Regions from separate parts of the Homo sapiens genome. Here all the other regions are linked to region 4. A link is an interaction called in ENCODE POLR2A ChIA-PET data of the cell type or tissue named here. Cell type or tissue: MCF 10A. All regions are shown on one strand. Region 1 has its middle 210 kb from the start of RUNX1. Region 2 overlaps LINC01426 (long intergenic non-protein coding RNA 1426). Region 3 holds the start of RUNX1-AS1 (RUNX1 antisense RNA 1). Region 4 overlaps RUNX1 (RUNX family transcription factor 1). Region 5 overlaps RUNX1 (RUNX family transcription factor 1).

Evidence for each region. ChIA-PET counts read pairs that join two places held together with the same protein. Peaks named below come from ENCODE experiments on the same cell type or tissue, not always from the same donor. Only the 100,000 strongest peaks of a DNase experiment are listed, where the experiment ranks them.
Region 1: POLR2A ChIA-PET joins it to region 4 with 45 read pairs; 8 of 35 experiments call an interaction of 5 or more read pairs at or near these places.
Region 2: POLR2A ChIA-PET joins it to region 4 with 11 read pairs; 8 of 35 experiments call an interaction of 5 or more read pairs at or near these places.
Region 3: POLR2A ChIA-PET joins it to region 4 with 22 read pairs; 18 of 35 experiments call an interaction of 5 or more read pairs at or near these places.
Region 5: POLR2A ChIA-PET joins it to region 4 with 118 read pairs; 16 of 35 experiments call an interaction of 5 or more read pairs at or near these places.

Annotation. Positions count from the first base shown.
Region 1 is chr21:35,254,296-35,258,295 of GRCh38, reverse strand. No RefSeq gene overlaps it. Among named protein-coding and RNA genes, the nearest start is that of RUNX1, 210 kb to the right of the region's middle. In MCF 10A, no CTCF peak of the experiment used is centred here; DNase peaks (open chromatin) are centred at 665, 1,525 and 3,745.
Region 2 is chr21:34,773,089-34,777,088 of GRCh38, reverse strand. The region is part of intron 1 of LINC01426 (long intergenic non-protein coding RNA 1426); the gene reads right to left. Among named protein-coding and RNA genes, the nearest start is that of LINC01426, 29 kb to the right of the region's middle. In MCF 10A, no CTCF peak of the experiment used is centred here; no DNase peak of the experiment used is centred here.
Region 3 is chr21:34,833,809-34,837,808 of GRCh38, reverse strand. It overlaps RUNX1 (RUNX family transcription factor 1), which reads left to right. Exons shown (of 9, transcript NM_001754.5): 7 at 3,208-3,399. RUNX1-AS1 (RUNX1 antisense RNA 1) reads right to left here and starts at 1,496. Exons shown (of 2, transcript NR_186614.1): 1 at 863-1,496. RefSeq lists an enhancer at 813-2,012. In MCF 10A, no CTCF peak of the experiment used is centred here; DNase peaks (open chromatin) are centred at 1,518 and 2,068.
Region 4 is chr21:34,886,407-34,890,406 of GRCh38, reverse strand. It overlaps RUNX1 (RUNX family transcription factor 1), which reads left to right. Exons shown (of 9, transcript NM_001754.5): 4 at 3,311-3,564. Among named protein-coding and RNA genes, the nearest start is that of RUNX1-AS1, 52 kb to the right of the region's middle. RefSeq lists silencers at 80-879, 1,180-1,859 and enhancers at 2,020-2,069, 2,340-2,399, 2,530-2,619, 3,206-3,345, 3,356-3,465 and 2 more. In MCF 10A, a CTCF peak has its summit at 195 (motif pointing left); DNase peaks (open chromatin) are centred at 566, 986, 1,656, 2,276 and 1 weaker place.
Region 5 is chr21:34,805,215-34,809,214 of GRCh38, reverse strand. The region is part of intron 7 of RUNX1 (RUNX family transcription factor 1); the gene reads left to right. Among named protein-coding and RNA genes, the nearest start is that of RUNX1-AS1, 29 kb to the left of the region's middle. RefSeq lists a cis regulatory region at 526 and enhancers at 478-546, 360-859, 374-884, 1,163-1,232, 746-1,945. In MCF 10A, no CTCF peak of the experiment used is centred here; DNase peaks (open chromatin) are centred at 424, 774, 1,044 and 1,544.

The DNA.
Region 1 (4,000 bases), 370 kb before region 4:
TAAAACCTTGAGATTATTTTTTGTATTATATTTGTGGTCCAATCTCATTTGATGACTTTAAGAGTAACTAAGTCTACTCACATATTCCATAGGAAGCATTATCCAAGCACCGGAGACCATGCTCTCTTCAACTTCAAACTGCAGTCAAGTGGAGTAAATAATGCAGAGAGCTAAATTAACTCAAAGCACCAATGATCATGGAATAACATTCCTCTGTTTACTGTTCAAGAAAAATCTTTACAAATGCTGAAATGCTGTTAGAAAATCTATAGTTATATTATTATCATCATAAAACTAAGAATTAACCTATCTTTATTCTCCTCTGAAATCTCCTTTCAAGAAATAAAAACAGCAGGTAGAAGATACCTTCAAAATGGAAGAAGCCTTATGCTATTTCATCTATTTGTCTTTCTTTGGGTTAAACTCCAGAAACCCGGCTTGGTGCTTGTTCACTGTCCACACAATAGTAAATGATCCCAGGAGAATAAGTACATGATCAATTCCTCAGTGTCTCTGGCAATATAAGAGTTTAAAAACATGTGTACATGTGCCTGTGCATACAACAATACACATATAAATCACGGATTTTTGCTGAAATGAAATACTGAGGCCATGTGAGCATTTTTCAGTCTTCAACTTAGACACTTGGGCTGCATGCCCAGCTATGACACATCGTCCATGTTTATGAAGTCAATTTCACTTCAGTTGTTAGTATCAGTTACCATCATTCTGGATTTAAAGCCACCAGCCCAGAGCCTTTCTCTGAGCTCTCACAGATTCTAGTAGCTGTAGCAGGCATGTGACACTTCTGTGCACACTGTCTCATCTTGTTCCTGGGCCATCTGTTTGAACAAGGCCTTTTCTCTTCATTTTATTATAAATTCTTGAATCCAGGAAGCATGTCTGATATTTCTCAGAATCCTTTTTAATGTCTACCCCAGAAGTCTGTTCTAACAAGTACTCCAAAAATGTTGATTGATTCTAAATGGATTCTCAATATTATGAACAACATTTTTAGAATAAAAGAAATATTCACTTTTGTGTTTGGAAAATTCAGTGGATATGTTAAAAACAAAATATGGAAATGGGGTGAGCTCTTAAGGACTGTGAATTTCCACAGCAGCGTATAATTTCAGTAGAAGATCCCAATCCAACTTCATGAGGAATATATTAAGAGACAAAATAGAGAAACTATGACAAACTGGGTTTAGTATTTCCACCTCATCAACAATTATTTCTACCACAATCAATGAGAAAAAAACAAAGTTGTCAATCTGGATTGAGAGTGGGCATGTGTGTTTTCTCTCCTCCCTTCTGCCTCCCCCTTTTTCTCTTCTGAAACTGAGTCAGACGAGGCCATATTTCCAGTTAGAGGTCGACATTAGAGCCAAGCAGCTGTTCAGAAATGTCCAAGTAGACAGCAAGTGGCACTGATGGAGTTAACGGCAGTGACTCACTTGGGGCATTCACAGCAGGTCAGCTGAAACTCTCCCTTGCTGTATAGAGAATTTAGTCCTGCTGGGCATGCGCCCAAGACTGTGAGCTGAGGTTGATAACAGCAGAGTGCCTCTTAGTTGCCACTGGTTGCTTTGCCGTTCTCAGTTTTCACAGTTTATTTAAAGGTGGATTTTTGTCTAACGCAATCATGAACGGTGATGGGAAGAACAGGCTGAGCAGCTGTTGACTGAAATAACAGAGGGGAGGACGGGTATCTGGAAATGCTCCACACAAGTTGTCCTGCAAGCTTTGATGATGACGTTCGCATAGAAAATTATTGGTCAGAACCAGGAAGTGGAGCAGGCTTCATGCCAGTAAGGCTAGCTTGGCAAAGGTAAGATTTTTAGGATTTCAGAAAGGTTTCATTCATCTAGGAATCCTTTTCTACAAAATGTTATGGTGTTATAAAGTTACTCAATGGAGCAACAATAAAAACAAATCAAAACCATCCAAAGGAAAAAATACATGAGAAGCAGAGCATACTTATATTTTGTGAGCTTATACAAGTTTCTCAATAACACAGAAGGGAATGTATAAAAATACGATGAAAGGCTGTTGTGAGTTTTTTAATTACAAAATATGATTATTTTAGGAGAAAGAAACATAATTACCTGAACTAACTCAACACTGACACAAGACCTATTTTCCTTTTTTTTTCTTCAAATTATTTTTTAAACTTTTTAAAGGCAAGTATCTTAGATTTGTTCCTTACAGGTAGACATTTCAACAAACAAGAAATAATATTTCCTGATATGAATAGTCATTAGGGTTCAAGCTTTATTTCCCTAAAATTCTAGCATGAGATCATGGTTTCCGTAGATAGGAGAGATCTTGTTTCCATTGCATTTATTTGGTAGAAAAATCTGATTTGACGATTTGTGTTTGCTATCATCAAGTTAATTTTGTGATTAGATCCAAAACCTAATTCTGATAGTCAGACCAGGCTGAAAGCCACAATAGAAAAGGAATTAGTTTCCTTTCCCAAGAATAAAATCCTTGCATTAAATAGAGTTTGGTAAATTAAATGGCTATTTTTGACCAGGAGAGTTTGCTAGGTACTTTAATTCATTAAACAATTTTTTAGATCTGAACCTTTGAAAATATATATTCTAGGTTCAAAAGAGAATGATTGTGCCGTCTGCATTCGTATAGAATGATAGAGCACTGTAGTTGTGGCGGTTTCTCAAGGGCAGAGATTGTGATGGCGTTGCCTGCCACTGTCTACCTCATGGTAGGTGCTTAATGAATGTTGGGTGAACGAATTAATTTTGACCACAGGAAGGCAAGGGCTGACAAGAAGTGTCATCTCTTCTTGGCAGAACAGATTAGTCATTAGGATCAAGTAGAAGAGAGGATGGGATTTAGGGCGATTTAAATCAAGAGTACAGAAGCCATTAGAAGACACTGCTGGGGGAGGAGGGTTTGGGAAAGTGGGAGAGAGTTGTAGGAAAACGTTTGCATTGGCCTGGACTGAGTTCGTTTCTTCTCATGGCGTCAGAGGCCAACTGAAATTCTACAACTGGGGAAAATGAAGAGGACATCGGGGTATCAATGGGGTATAAAGAGAAAGGAATGAGAATAGCCCCAGTAACAGAAACAAATGGGTTTTGAGAATGTGTCTGTTTGTTTCTGTTGCTCCTGCCCTGTTATTCCCCATCTTGGTGTCTGCCTTCCTCATCTCTCCTCTGTTTTAATCTAAAATCTAAAGCTGCTAAGTAAAAACGACTGGTGAAATGTTAGAAACACTTCCCAAACCCTTCAGCATTCTCACAGGGTGCTTTTTTTCTCTCCCTGATCCTGCTGATCACTTAGGGCCATTCCTGGCTACCACCCTCACCATCTCATGACTACAGTAGTTAAATGGCGCTACCCTTTCCAAGTGAGAAAGAATTTCTGTGTGTGTTTGTCTACCTCTCTAGAGAGAGAAAGAAATGGAACTGATTTTTCTTAAAAGATGAAATAAACTCCTGAAGTTTTTACTTTATAACAATTCTATTTACAGTTTCATTTCTTTTCTTCAAGTATCTTCTTAAATTGTTACCATTGACTTGGGGTTAGGCATTAATATCAAATGACATCTGTTTTCATTCTGTTAAGAAAAAAAATATCACACAATAATACTTATCATGATGGAGTAACCACTGACGAGACGTTTCCAGTATTGTCAAGCTGTTGAGAAATCCAACTTTTATACTAATGGGTAGAGAGGGATCTCTCTCTCCCTACACACACACAAGCACACACACGCACACACACACACACACCCCGTAAAAAATGACTCCACTGCAGGGGTAGTGATTCATAGGATATCAGTATGGCTATGTTGTTTTTTTTAAAAAAGCTAAAATTGGAGTCCTATAGCTCCTTTTGTCTTATTACCTTATTTTCACATAAAATGAGACAGGATTCCCTGCATAAAAATCAGCTTGGTATTTGTCACGTCTGTAGCAAGCGTCTGAACTCATTTTTATGAGCAGCCTGCTTCCCCATTGCACCTCCTGTG
Region 2 (4,000 bases), 110 kb after region 4:
CATTACTCCTAAAAAACTGAACACACACTTATAATAAGTCCTAGTATATCCCTAAGACTATTTCTAGTAGTGTTTTCCACTGCTAGAAAAATACTTCACAAACTCCTTTCATGTGTACCCGAAGATGTATGCAAATGCTTACAGCAGCACTTGTACTAGCAAAAAGTGGAAACAACCCAAATGTCCACAACAGAAGAATAGATAATAAGTTGTGTTACGTTCTTGCAGTGGAATAGTATATAGAGATAAACAGGAATGGGCTGGGCACAGTGGCTCATGCCTGTAATCCCAGTACTTTGGGAGGCCAAGGCAGGTGGATCACCTGAGGTCAGGAGTTCCAGACCAGCCTGGCCAATATAGTAAAACCCTGTCTCTACTAAAAATACAAAAATTAGCTGGGTGTGGTGGTGGGTGTCTGTAATCCCAGCTACTCAGGAGGCTGAGGCAGGAGAATCACTTGAACCTGGGAGGCGGAGGCTGCAGTGAGCTGAGATCACGCCAGTGCACTCCAGCCTGGGAGACAAGAGCAAAACTCTGTCTCAAAAAAAAAAAAAAAAAAAAATGGACTACCATTACATACGGCAAGATAAGTTATGGTGAAAAAATCAGAAGAGCACACAGAGTATGATTCCATTTATATAAACTTCAAAAGCAAACAAAACTAAATGATGTATTTTTTATGCAAGCATATCTAGATACTTTTAAAAATCTAGGGAAATGATTAACACAAAATTTAGGATCCTAGTTTACATTTGGTAGCAGAGGGGGAGTGACGGGGGAATTCTGGGATTCAGTTGTTCTGTTTATTAGCTTAGGTGGTTAAAGAATGCATATTTATTTTGTCATTATCCACAAAATTTGGTTGAAGTAGACTGCTAACATGATCAAAACTCAATTTTGGATCAACTGAGTTTGCTCTGGTCCATAGTCCTCTTGGAATCCCATAAACTAATCTGTAATGTGACCATTAAATACCTGTGGTCACCAGGGGAACCAGGTAGAAAAGCTTCGGATTCCACATTCCAGTGCCTGTGGTTCTTGTATGCAAGGTAGAATTTATTTCTGTTGCATCATTTGGGTCAGAGGAAAACGCCAACGTGCCGTTGAGGCTGAAAGTATTCATCAGTGTAAGTCACATGGTGATCTGACTTTCTTTGAATGTTTCTTAACAACCGCCATCCTCAAAGCCCTTACAATGTCCCTGCAGTTGTTTATGAGCCCTCTCGGGTTGTTCCATGAAACAGAGGCTATAGGCATGTTGTCCATAGATTAGCCCTTCCGGATGTGGCTAATGGTTTCAATACCAGGCAACGGGGATATATGTTTGTGGGCACTGAGGAGTAGGAGATGGTTAGAGACCCTTCATCAAAGTAAAACAGAATGGCACCAACCACAGATTTAATTCAAAAACAAAACACTATTGGTTGTGGTTTCAATTGTCTCTTTCTTTCTTCACAAATACCTCACATCTGTGTAAAGATTGGCTCAAACCCCACTTAAAAAGCAAGCCCTTACCAAGATTCTAGTTCATTGATTAACAAGGAGGGAAGAAAGCTTGCTTTATGCTGTAAAAAGTTTGATTTAATTGCCCTCCTCCCTGGCCTCTTTTTGTCTAAATTGCAAAGTCCCGCAGTCTTGAGACTCTACTTGGATTTCCTCCCAATATTTGAATACATAAATATAGGTCTGTGAGTACGCTGCCACCGTTTATGAGCCTTTTAAAGATCAAAGAGTCATTTTCAGCTCTTGGGTTTGTCACTTTAAAACATACCGTACTTTACAATTTAATGGGTAGTTCTTTCAGAATAGCCCATTAGCTCTCCCCATTTCTGTCTTAACAGAATCCTACAGTTTATATAAAGAAGAAATGCCTTTAATGCAGGATGCAACTCAATTTCCAACATCTTAAAATGCTCAGAATCTCCCTTTACTGGAGCTGAGTTTTAAAGGGTACAGTTCTGAGCCACCATACATGTCATTCTAAAGATGCCAGTAGCTCTGATTCAAAATTGGTTGGTCACATTGACAAAAGAGAACATCAAAAAGTCAGGAAGAAGTAAGAGTCCACAGAACACCACTTCTCCAAGTGCTTGCAGAGCTTGAAATGTAAAGAATGACTCTAAAATTATGTAGCCTGGGGACCAGGTCATATTGCGTAACAGGTTAACAGTGACGATCCTTGCATGTTTACCTAATGTTTTTTGGGGCAACACCTTTAAATTCAGCATTGGGTTCAAATTTGAACTTTTGGACAGCTTCAGTATTTCTTACACAGATTAAGATGACTATAGAACAAATAAGAGAAATAATAAAATGAGGAAAAATAAACATCTTAAACTTTTAGTTTAAATTGATGCACTGGCTGAAATCATAAGCATGATCTGTGTGTTCACAGAACTGGTTCTCAGAAGCATACCAGGTTGCCTGCCCTAAAGTTAGGTGGAGTTATTTATTTGGTTTGTGGAAAGTAGGTTTTGAAAGATTACTACCTCCATCGATGGTGGTGGAATAGTGTGTTACAAATTAACACTCACACAGAGAAAAATTAACAATTTTAAATCACTTCTCTCTCTCTCTCTGTGTGTGTGTGTGTGTGTGTGTGTGTGTGTGTGTGTGTGTGTGTGTTTGGAGACATCAAACCAAAGTAGCAAGGACTTGAGGAGCCAATATCTTGGGGAAAAAAGGAAAGTTAAAAAGAAGTGAGAAGTGAGATAAGTCTGACATATGTCCATTACTTTATTTTTCTCCTCAAGGCATTTTATGTTTCTCAGAAAGATGCTGAGAAGCTAAGAAACTTCTGCATGTCTTGCAGGGAGCAGGAACAAAATTGGAGTGAAGGACTCTCCAAAGAAAAGAGGTGCTGGTAAAGAGCACAGGCTTTCCACTGGGGTGCTCAGAGAGCTATACTTGGGAGAACAGCCTCACAGGTACTGAAACTCAGACTCTAATCACCCCAATATCTGCATAGGCAAGTCATTCCAAACCAACTGACTTCAAAACATACAGAGCTGCAAATTGTCTCAACAATTTTTATACAAAATGCTTTGTGTTTAATTGCAAATTACTTCATACACCAGGAGACATGAACACATAACAGAAAACTGAGAGAAATCAACAGAGAAAGGAACAGCCTCACAGGATTTATCAGATATTTAGTTTAAAATATATGTGATTAATAAATCCAAGAAATTAGATGGCTATGTGGAAACCCTCAGCAGAGAACTTGAACCTGTAAAAAGAAGAAAGTGGACATTCTACAACTGAAAAATGCTTGAACTGAAATTAAGAAATTAATGAATGAATATAATAGTAAGTGACAGAAAGCTGAAAAAGGAATTAATGAACTGGAAGATCAGTCAGAGGAAATAACCAGATTGAAATAGTTTTGTTTTGTTTATAAATGGTACATACAGAAACATACAAAAAGAAACATAAGAGATGTAAGGTTACATGATGAAAGGTCCACTATGTATGTATTCAAAATTCCAGGAGAGGAGAATGAGAATAGGTAGGAACAGTGTTCAAAGAGACGATAGCCAAGAAGTTTCCACAACTACTGAAAGGTAACAAGCCACAGTTTAAAAAGTGCTAAAAACACCAAGCAGGATAAATACAGTCATGTGTCACTTAATGACAGGATAGGCTCTGAGAAATATATCATTAGGCAATTTTGTCATTGTGTGAACCTCAGAGTGTGTTAGTGTGTACTTACATAAAACTGGATGTATACATATTTTTAGTTACACACACACACACACACACATATATATATGCTTCATATGAAAAACCAAATGTCTCAGCACCAATACTGAATATCAATCATTTCCCCTATTTGATTTGTAATGCCAACATCAAGTGCCGTACATCAGGTTTCTATTTATGCTCCATTACAATCTTATAGGACCTCTGATGTGTAAGTGGTCTGTCATTGACTGAAACATGGTTATATGATGCATGACTGTACTAAGAAAACTACATCTAAGTACATCATAGTAAAACT
Region 3 (4,000 bases), 53 kb after region 4:
GCCCTGTAAACATTCACAGTTGATTCCAAACATGCTGAAGAAGCCAAGCTGCCAGCATGCAGGTGTTCAGAGCTGCATCCTGGTTCTACCCAAGGGCTTGACCCAGGGTCGAATTCCCTGTTGCCCTCTAAAGCCCGGTACTCAGTGAGAAAGAAGAAAAGTGAATTGGATAGTAGACATTTTCCATACTCCTCTATTTAACATTCGGGGGGCAAATGAGCCTTTTAACTGAACACAGATACAGGAAACTGAAGACATAAAGTATTCATTTTCCCCAGCTTGAAAGTTTATATCGGAAGTTCCTATATTTCATGCAAAATATTGCTATTTGGCACATGAGGTCTGATGGTTTCAGAAAGTAAGAATTAGATGTTCCTTCGATCTAGCTTGTAAGTGCATCCAAACCACACCCTGAATATGATAATGCTTCTCATTTCCCCTGTGCCTTGGTGTCACAGCTCTCCAGCACCATTGTGAGCCTGAGGGTCAAGACCCCTACCAAGGCAATAACGTTCCTACTGACTCCCAGGAACACACGTGGGGAGAGTGGAATGGGCTCTTCCCCAATCCTCCAGCATTAAACTCAGCCCTGAGACTCCCAGGGCTTAGAAAACAGCTTAGAGTGAAGAATTGTTTTCTCTGAGAGTTATGCCTGAACACTTCTGCTAAAGCAGACAGTCATCAGTTAATCTCTATAAATGACTACAATTTTGGCAGGTATCAGCTGGTATAGAAATTGCTCACAAGTTAAAGCTCTCATTTCTAAGTATATAGTAATGAGGGGGACTAATTAAAATAAAAAACAAAGAAACAAACAAACAAAAAATACCTCACGTTGTGCCTGACCACAGGACTGGCTTACCTGGAATGATGATTCCTGTTGGGTGTCTCCGTGGCACAGGTCCCCACGCTTGCTGGCTAAGAGAGACACAACTGCCAAGAGCTGTTTTTCCAAGCTGTGGCTGTAGACTCTACCACGTCAAGTGCTGTGTATTCAGAATGACCTCGCTCACATCACTCTCCTGGGTCACCCACTGTCCTTGACACAGTGTTCTTCAAAAATGCCACTAAGTGCCTGAGGAATGTGAAGTTTTGAAATGAGCACAAAACCTGCCGGCAGCCTTTGCCGACTGGCATTATTTCTGAGGCAGATAGAGCTCTCCACAATCATTGTTCCTGCCTTCTTCTTTACCCCAACTCGTAATGCCAGGCATTAGACTGTGGTAGGAGGTTAAAGGGCTGAGTTATTATGTTTTGAATGGTTGTTCCATTGGAATTGTTTGTTTTTCTGCAAGAAAACTGCAGATTTTTCAGTTTGATCATCAGGAAGCCAAGGATCTATGGCAGAGATAAGAGGAGGGAGGAGCTAAGGAAGGCTTCATCCAGAGGCACTGAGTCACACCATGGCTGACCAACACAGAGCGCTCTAGAAAAAAGACATTTTCATACTTCTGAGGGAAAGGGATGATGGGGGTTGCTGCAAGACCTGGCCCCATGGCCTTTCATCCACAAAGCCGGTGCTTAAAATACGCAGCCAAGAACAGGCCTCCCACATGCATGCTGAGCCTGCGTGACTCAGGCTGTTTGCGTTCAAGTCTCCTGTTGTGGGCTGGAGCGCTGAATCAGAGTCCAGATTTGCCTTGGTGACACATGACAAGAGGGGCCATTGCATTTGAACTACATAAATATTATGCTTAAGTGTTTTTCCTCATTTTGGAGCCAAACAGGTCTCGTTAATGATAAAATCACTGCAATATAGTGGGCCCTTTTTTTCTGGTCTGGAATTTGAGACAATGTCAACTGTGCCAAGGGGCCTGGCAGCAGGAAGAAATGGCCAGCCATGGAGATTTGCAGCCATCATGCAAGTTATACCATTTAATTTTATAATTGTAGCCATTGGGAGCTGGACTACAGTGCACTTCTCGTGGTCTGCTCTTACCCCAGGCTGCGGGAGTGGAATCAAGGGGGCCTCTTTCTAGTCTAGGATTGGGTCAGGGCATGTGAAATAGCACTTTATGGGGGCAGCGGGCAGGCTGTTTCTCAGTCTGGCTTTGGGGACATTTGGCAATAGGGAACAGAGGTTGTGCAATCGATCAAGGACTCTTTATTGGAACCATAAGGCTGAGGAAGCAGCAGGAGGCCATTGTCTTTAAAAGAGAAATGAATGGCCCAGGCCTCCTGTGGCTACCTCCCTACCTTGGAGCCTCAGCTTTGCACGACAGGACTGGCTCTGGTTTAAGGACATTTTGAGAAAACCGTAGGCCCCAGTCCCCCATGAGTGGCCTCTGCTTGCTGCTTCCTGGTGACGGTTGTTTTGGTGAAGAGCATGATGAGGACACTTGCTATCTATATAGACACTGAGGGGCCCACCATCCCACCCTATATAGACACTGAGGGGCCCATCATCCCATCCCACCAGTCCTGAGCCCCCTGGGGAAGCTCACCAGATAGGCTGTAGCTACCTCTGGGCTCCAGTGGGCCTATTCTGCTGGGAATATTGGACAAGACACAGGCGAGGCCTTCCTGTCAACTCCTCCTTAGGGGTACATGGGGGAGTCGGCTTCAGGGAAGAAGGAATGCTTGTGAAAAGCCTGTGAGGAGAGGGAGAGGGAGAGGGGCTGAGGGGCTGAGGATGCCCTGCGTGTACCTGGAAATGGGACCTCCCCAGAGGCTGTGGGTTTGCAGCCACGCCTCATTTCCTCTTGGAAGGGGCCCTACCACTAAGCTGCGGGGCCCACTTTGCCGCCTCTAAAACGTGCCAGTGGCTGGGTTTGCAGTAAGGAACAGCCGTTCTGATGCCCCTGGGAGGCCACCTTTCCTGGCTGCCACAGCATAGCCCCTGGCATGTGGCCATGTGCCAACAATTAATGCGCCTCTTTCCCTCCCGGCATCACCACCACCGCCAAGTTCTGTATCTCAGTGAGTTGTGCCCATTGGAAGTGGGTGTAGAGGGTTGGGGAGGGTGCCAAGGCCCAGACTGGGGGAGCACTCTGTGGCCGAGGCGGTGAAAGGGGGCCCATTCTGCTGAGAGGACAGTGGCCCCAAATTCAGCTGGCATATCTCTAGCGAGTCTATGTTGGGGTGAGGGGAGAGAGAGGGGAAAGACAAGAAAAGCCCCAGTTTTAGGAAATCCACAATACTTTTTCTGATCTCTTCCCTCCCTCCTTCCCTCCCCCCATCCCCTCCCCTCCCTGCTCCCCACAATAGGACATCGGCAGAAACTAGATGATCAGACCAAGCCCGGGAGCTTGTCCTTTTCCGAGCGGCTCAGTGAACTGGAGCAGCTGCGGCGCACAGCCATGAGGGTCAGCCCACACCACCCAGCCCCCACGCCCAACCCTCGTGCCTCCCTGAACCACTCCACTGCCTTTAACCCTCAGCCTCAGAGTCAGATGCAGGGTAAGTACCAGATGGAGCCCACTGCCCGCCTCTCCTGCACCTGGGCCACCACCCACAACTGGCCCCCATGTGCACACACCTTCCCAGACCAACTGGGGTTTCCCCTTGATGCTCAGAGAAAGGCCTCGAACCAACAGCACCACCTGGGAGCTGTTGGAAATGCAGAGTCTTGGGCCCCACCCACCCCAGACCCACCGAGTCAGATCTGCATTGTAACCAGATCCCCACAAGGAAAAGCACTGCTACAGAGGATACGAGGAGCTCTGGGTATGGATATCCATATTGGATAGATAGCTCTCTTGAATTTTTTAAGAGTTAGCTTTGGCTATGCTATTTTTTTACCTACCCATTAGGCTTGAAGACACACACGCAGACACACACACACACACACGTCAAGCAAAGTGAAGATGGGATGTTTCAAGTTCTCGCTATTGCCAGATTATTTGTGGGTTTTGTATCTAGTGTTTTTTTATTATTAAGAAATAGTTGAAATGTATGGATGTCATCACATCAAGGGTGTTATTTGCAAATCAATAGAGAATGCAGGTCCCCCCAGCCCATGGGGCTAGCTGGCAATTACTAAAGCGCTGTAAGATGCAAT
Region 4 (4,000 bases):
TGGAACCTCGGAAACGCGCCTTGGCCGTTCCAGCTCAAGTGGGCTCTGGGGCGGCTTCCTGTCTTTTATCCTCGAACGCTAGTTCTTCCCGGGCGACCCGAAGGCCACGAGGCGGGCCGCACAGCCCCGCGCCGTCGGGGGCGTTCCGGGAGCTCCGGGGACTGCGCGCGGCGTCCAGGGAGGGCGGCTGCTGCCCCCTGGCGTCCGCCAGAGCCCGCGGCGCGTCCCGACAGCTCCGCGCAGTCCGGGCCCGCCCGGGAAAGGCCTCCACGCCAGTCAACCCCGGCCCCCTCCTGCGTCCGGGCCCGCGGCAACGCCCGGGGACAGTCCCTGCGCGGCAGCGGCCACAGCACCCTAGCCCTGGGGGAGGGAGGAGCGGGCGTCAGGGGCCCCGTGAGGTCGGCGAGGGACCCCCGCGCCGGGGAGCTTAATTGAGGGGCTCCGCGGGGACCACAAAGCAGCCCGCGGTGGAACGGGGCCGGGATCCGGGGACTGGGTTGCAGCCCCGGGGTGGATGAGAGGCCCCGGGAGGTGCAGGGCCCGGCAGGGAGGGCGTGGAGGGACTCATGGTGACGGGAGCAGCCTCCGCTGGGAGGGAGCCCCGCCGGGCGGGGTCGGAGTTGGCAGCGCACGCCGGACCGGGGGCGGGGCCCTCCGAGCTCCGCGAAAATGCCCGCAGCACCGCGGGGACCGGCGCAGGGGGAAGCGGCCGCCCGCACGCGAAGCCGGGGTGGGTTCCGCACCTGGGGCCGCTCGAGCGCACGGGGGCGGGGAGAGGAGCGGGGGCCGCTTCCGGGGAGCCGGAGGGGAGACGCGGGGCCCGGGCAGGCTGTCCGGCTGCTGCGGGTGCCGGCGCTACAAGGCCCGGGAGCAAGCCGCGTGGCTGCTTTCAACTTTCCTTCCAGCCGCGCGTTCTTGGGGTCTTTCCTGACTAGGAAACTCTTCGCTGGCCGCTGACGCACGCAGCAAGTGAGACGCGCGGAGGGATCGAGCCGCGGCCCGGGCGCAGCGGTAAAAAACACCCATTACAGAAACCGACCCAAGGGAAGACGCTGAGAGCAAACGGCACGCGCGGACGCCGTCCGGCCTCATGCAAGGAATCAGCGCCGCTTCGCCGCAGCTGCCAGCCGGACGGTGCAGGAGCGCGGAGTGGCTCCCCCGGGCCCCGCGGCCAAATCGCACCCCCGCCCTGGAAGCGGAGGCCTGGCCCTGGGCGGCCGCGCAGGATCTGGGGCCGTCCGCGGGCTGCAGCCCGGTTCGGGAGCCTCGTGGCGGCCACTGCGCCTGCCTGCAGCGGCTCGCGGGGCCGGGCCTCTCCGGGTGCGGCGCGCCGGCCGGGTCCTCCTCGGGCCGGCGGGGCCTGCTTTCTTTTTCCAGGTCTCCGGACCGTGGCCACTCGCGGAGCCGCACAAGCCTGCGTGTGGCTGCGGAAAGGGGTCCGCACGCGGGCGGGGCCCCGGGCCAGCATGCAGGCTTGGATGCGGGGCGCGGGGGTGGCCTCCGACTCCCCGCCCGGGCTGCGTACAGTAGCGCGCGGCGCGGCGGCGGGGGCGCGCGGGCCAATTCCAGGAGCCGGCGGCGGCGAGCCGCGCCCTGGCTGATACCGGAAAGGCCTGTGATTGGCCGCCGGCCGCCCCTATGCAAACGAGCTGAGGGAATGGAATTCCTCCGGCCGGGCTTACAGTAAAAGCACGTTCATTTCCAGGCACTCTCATTCATAGAGCCAGCGGGCGCGGGCGGGACGGGCGCCCCGCGGCCGGACCCAGCCAGGGCACCACGCTGCCCGGCCCTGCGCCGCCAGGCACTTCTTTCCGGGGCTCCTAGGGACGCCAGAAGGAAGTCAACCTCTGCTGCTTCTCCTTGGCCTGCGTTGGACCTTCCTTTTTTTGTTGTTTTTTTTTGTTTTTCCCCTTTCTTCCTTTTGAATTAACTGGCTTCTTGGCTGGATGTTTTCAACTTCTTTCCTGGCTGCGAACTTTTCCCCAATTGTTTTCCTTTTACAACAGGGGGAGAAAGTGCTCTGTGGTCCGAGGCGAGCCGTGAAGTTGCGTGTGCGTGGCAGTGTGCGTGGCAGGATGTGCGTGCGTGTGTAACCCGAGCCGCCCGATCTGTTTCGATCTGCGCCGCGGAGCCCTCCCTCAAGGCCCGCTCCACCTGCTGCGGTTACGCGGCGCTCGTGGGTGTTCGTGCCTCGGAGCAGCTAACCGGCGGGTGCTGGGCGACGGTGGAGGAGTATCGTCTCGCTGCTGCCCGAGTCAGGGCTGAGTCACCCAGCTGATGTAGACAGTGGCTGCCTTCCGAAGAGTGCGTGTTTGCATGTGTGTGACTCTGCGGCTGCTCAACTCCCAACAAACCAGAGGACCAGCCACAAACTTAACCAACATCCCCAAACCCGAGTTCACAGATGTGGGAGAGCTGTAGAACCCTGAGTGTCATCGACTGGGCCTTCTTATGATTGTTGTTTTAAGATTAGCTGAAGATCTCTGAAACGCTGAATTTTCTGCACTGAGCGTTTTGACAGAATTCATTGAGAGAACAGAGAACATGACAAGTACTTCTAGCTCAGCACTGCTCCAACTACTGAAGCTGATTTTCAAGGCTACTTAAAAAAATCTGCAGCGTACATTAATGGATTTCTGTTGTGTTTAAATTCTCCACAGATTGTATTGTAAATATTTTATGAAGTAGAGCATATGTATATATTTATATATACGTGCACATACATTAGTAGCACTACCTTTGGAAGTCTCAGCTCTTGCTTTTCGGGACTGAAGCCAGTTTTGCATGATAAAAGTGGCCTTGTTACGGGAGATAATTGTGTTCTGTTGGGACTTTAGACAAAACTCACCTGCAAAAAACTGACAGGCATTAACTACTGGAACTTCCAAATAATGTGTTTGCTGATCGTTTTACTCTTCGCATAAATATTTTAGGAAGTGTATGAGAATTTTGCCTTCAGGAACTTTTCTAACAGCCAAAGACAGAACTTAACCTCTGCAAGCAAGATTCGTGGAAGATAGTCTCCACTTTTTAATGCACTAAGCAATCGGTTGCTAGGAGCCCATCCTGGGTCAGAGGCCGATCCGCAGAACCAGAACGTTTTCCCCTCCTGGACTGTTAGTAACTTAGTCTCCCTCCTCCCCTAACCACCCCCGCCCCCCCCCACCCCCCGCAGTAATAAAGGCCCCTGAACGTGTATGTTGGTCTCCCGGGAGCTGCTTGCTGAAGATCCGCGCCCCTGTCGCCGTCTGGTAGGAGCTGTTTGCAGGGTCCTAACTCAATCGGCTTGTTGTGATGCGTATCCCCGTAGATGCCAGCACGAGCCGCCGCTTCACGCCGCCTTCCACCGCGCTGAGCCCAGGCAAGATGAGCGAGGCGTTGCCGCTGGGCGCCCCGGACGCCGGCGCTGCCCTGGCCGGCAAGCTGAGGAGCGGCGACCGCAGCATGGTGGAGGTGCTGGCCGACCACCCGGGCGAGCTGGTGCGCACCGACAGCCCCAACTTCCTCTGCTCCGTGCTGCCTACGCACTGGCGCTGCAACAAGACCCTGCCCATCGCTTTCAAGGTACTGGCCCGGAGAGGGTGGTGGGAGGACAGGCGGAGGCCGGCGAGGCCGGGGGAGATCCGCGAGGGCAGCGGCCAGGCGGGCGGGGCCGGATTCTGGAAAGGGGCCCCCGCAGCCCCGGGTCGGTCTTCCTAGCTTGGGATGTGGGGGATGCTGTGTTGCCGTGGCGACCCTCGGGAGGCACTCGTCTCAGCTTTCTGGGGCGGCCTCCCAGGAGGGCTGAAAACATCAGGGTGTCCCCAAAGATATCCACTGGGAGCCGGTCGGGACCTCCCTGGCAGGGGCCTTAGCTTTGATACAAAGTAGGAAAAGTTATAACCCAGCCCGGCAGAGACAGCCCGTCTGCTAACTTACTGCTGCCCCTACCGCTGGATTAACACCCAAACCATTTTGTCTTCCTCAGATGAAAGGATCAGGAAATAAAATAGTAAGACTT
Region 5 (4,000 bases), 81 kb after region 4:
TAGGGTGGCCATAGAAGAATCTAAACATCCATGATGTGCTGGTGTTGCAGGAATGTACCCAACCTGTCTGTAGAGCTCCTTCAGGCCTGGAAAGTTGTATACGGGGGGCAGAGGTGCAGAAAGTGCACAGTGCAGAAGATCCTTATGGAAAAGATGTCTGCAACAAATGTTTATTTAACAAAGTACAGAGAAAGAATCTGTCTGCAAGGGAGGAGGCAGCAGAAACCAGAAGGTGCCTTCTGTTCCCTCTGAACTATGGTCCCTCCAGCTGTGTGCACTGAAGGCCACTCTCCCTCTGCCTCAGGGACACGATGCCAACTGAGAATGAGACATGTTCTAAAAACACCCATCTTTTCTGGAAGCTAGTGACCTATCCTTGAACCCTCCCTCCAAAAGCACTCTGCCTAAATACGTAGCCCTTTCCCAGACGTGTCTCAGACTCATCTGGCTGAGGGTAGCAGCCTCGTGGTGCAGGGTGAACTGTTTCCCCTGGGAACCGTCTGACAGTGCTAATGAGGAATTGCATTTTGCGTTTATAGAGCACCTTTCATCTGTGGATCTCAAAGCTGCCCCACAAACATTAATTAACTCTCACACCTGTGAGGCAAGTGAGCCTGGTTACCCCCATTTTTAGAGGTGAGGAAACAGAGGTTTGAAAAGAAAAGGACTCCAGGGTGAACCAGCAGGGTTGGGGGCGGCCTGATGTGAGGAACCAGCATTCTTGATTCACAGGGCCCTGACCACAAAGCCACAAAGCTTCCCCGGCGAGGTGATGAATACGGGTCCCGGAAGCAGGGAGTGGTGGAGAGGCGGACACAGGGCTCCCTTCTTCCTTCCCGCAGGCAGCCTGCCACCTCCCAGGCTGGCAGGTCGGCAGTGAGGATGGGATCCCTCAAAACCTGAGGCCTTTAAAACAGCATACCCAGGCAGGGTTCTGCCCCGGCTTGGTCTGTCTGCTTCTCTTCAAAGTAATTGCTGGAACAACGAATGCATCTGAGCTACACATGACTAACCAAGATGTCTGCAGCCGGCCAGAGACGAACGGTTGGCAAATCCTGGAGCTGTTTCACAACCTCCCTTTTTTCCAGGATCCAGAGCTGGTGCTGACTGACTCATGTTATCATGGGATTTCAATGATATAGCAACAGTGTGCTGAGCCGGTGTCTGCTACCTGGGGGTACCTGTAGTAGGAATAGGTGACTGCTCTTCTTACTTGTGCTGTGCCGGAGCTTTGCTCCCTGCTGCAGAGGCCAGAGGAAACACTGCTTCTCAAAGACAGTGGAACTTTCAGGGAAATGTCCCTTTCAGAGCAGAGTCACCCACCCCCAGGGACTCTGAAAGGCCCCTGACATCACACACCTCTGACAGATGTGATGCTGGGAAGCATCTGGGGTCACCCCCTTTGTCTGCAAGGGGAGCCTAGGCCTTTCTTCCCAGGGGTCCCAGACAGTGAGATGCAAACCACCACTGGGGCTCGCCCTAACACATCACCCTGGAAACTGACTCACATCTCTGAGTCCTGAGTCACATCCTGTTGTGTGTTCTGAGGTCTCCAAGAGGGCATTACACCAGCTCCCCATGACTGAGGTGAATCTGGAGGGAACCCTGGGAACGTCCCTACCTTCCTCCAGGATGAAGGAGGGAAAAAATTCCTCCAGGGAAATAACCAGGGCTGCCCCTAGGGTTTATATGTTCACCAAGCTGATTTGCCTTTTTCAAAAATAGATGGTAGAACCCTGTGGTCTATGTGACTTTTATTTTTAAATAGCTCTGAGAGATGACTGAAAGACCTGGCGTTTTAAAGATGTCAGCCACACAATCAAGGAAGGGGCTTTCTAACTATAACCTTCTCCAAGCCCAGGATGAAGGGTGCCACCGCTCAAGGGGTGCTGTTGGAAACCCAGCTTCTGAGGGTGGGTGTTTAAAAGACCCTAGAGTGGACAGTCAGAGGAGGGCCGGGAGGGGTCTCTATCCATCTTCTCCCAGCGCCTGTGGGGAGCACGAGGACAAAGAGGGATGTTTTGAACTTTTCAAAGAACAAGATATTTTGTTCTATTGATTTTGTCTATTATTTTCCTGTACTTAATTTCACTGGTTCCTAGTCTAATTTTTATTATTTCTTCTCTTCTGCTTGCTTGAGGTCTGTATTGCTATTTTCTCCAGTCTCCTGAGGTGGAAGCTTCAGTGACTGATTCTGGATCTTTCTTTTCTAATATATGTATTCAATGCTATAAATTTCCCTCTAAGTACTGTTCTATCTGCATCCAAAAATTGTAATAAGTTGTATTTTCATTTAGTTCAAAACATTTTTTAATTTCTCTTGAGACTTTTTATTTGACTCATGTCTAATGTAGAAGTATGTTGTTTAATCTCCAAATATTTGGAGATTTTCCAGTTATCTATTATTGGCTTTTTAATTTAAATCCATGTGGTCTGAGAAAATACTTTGTATGCTTTCTATACTTTTAAGGATCTTAAAGTGTGTTTTGTGGCCCAGAATATGGCTTATCTTGGTGAATCTTCCATGTGAGCTGAAGAATGTGTATTCTGCTGTTGTTAGAGTATTCCATAAATGTTAATTAGATCAAGTTGACTGGTAGTGCCGTTTAGGTCAACTGTGTCTTAATTTTCTGCCTGCTTGATGTATCAATTACTGAAAGAGGGTTGTTGAAGTCTCCAATTGTAATAGCGTATTTACCTATTTCTCCGTGTAGTTCTATCAGTTTTTGCCTCATGTTTTTTGACACTCAGTTTTTAGGTGGACATATATTAAAGATGCTGTCTTCTTAGAGAATTCACCCACATTATCATCATGTAATTCCCTTCTTTATCCCTGAAAATTGTCCTTCCTCTGAAGTCAGCTTTGTATAAAATTAACATCGCTGCTCTGGCTTTCTTTCAATCAGTGTTAGCATGGTGTACCTTTTTCCATCCCTTTACTTGTAATCTGTATAAATATTTTTATTTAAAATAGGTCCCTTGTAGACAATATGTAGTTGGGTCTTGTCTTTAATCCACACTGCCAATCTCTGTCTTTAAATTGGTGCATTTAGAGTATTCATATTTAACCTAAGTATTAATATAACTGCAGTAGTATCAATCATATTTATAACTTTTATATTTGTTGCACCTGATTCTTCCCCCCACACCTCTTTTTCTACCTTTTATAGGTTTAACTGAACATTTTATATGATTCCATTTTATCTCCTCTGTTAGCATATTAATCATTCTTTTTAAAAATGTTTTTAGTTACTGCCCTAAAGTTTGAAAAGTACATGTATAACTAATCTACATCTAGCATCAAATAACTACCACTTCTTCCTTCCTGTTTATATCATTACTGCCTTTTATTTCATTTATCCACATGCTATAATCACTCAATACTTTGTTACTATTATTGTAAACAGTTATCTTTCAGATCAGTTAAGAAAAATAAAACTTAATTTTACCTTAATATAGTACTTTTCTAATGCTCTTCCTTTTTTATGCAGTTCTTTTTGACATTTCTCATAGGGCAGGTCAGCTGGCAATGAATTATTCCAGTTTTGTTTGTCAGAAAATATCCTTATTTCTTTGAATTTGAAGGATAATTTTGCTGAATGCAGAATAATAGTTTGGTAGCTTTTTTGTTGCAACACTTCATGTATTCTCCTTTCTTTGTGTTTGCATGGTTTCTGAAGAGAAAGATAATGTAATTCTTATCCTTTTTCCTCTATGGATAAGGTGTTGGCTTTTCCCCCTCTCTAGCTTCTTTCAAGATTTTCTCTTCTCTTTGGTTTTTTGCAGTTTAAATATGATATGCCTGGGTGTAGATTTGGTATTTATTATGCTTGGTGTTCTCTGAGCTTTCTGGATCTGTGGTTTGGTATCTGTCATTAATTTTGGAAAATTCATAGCCATTAATACTTCAAGTATTTCTTCCACTGTTTTCTTTTTCTTCTCCATCTGGTATTCCAATTACACATTACATCTTTTGAAACTTTCTCACAGTTCTTGGATG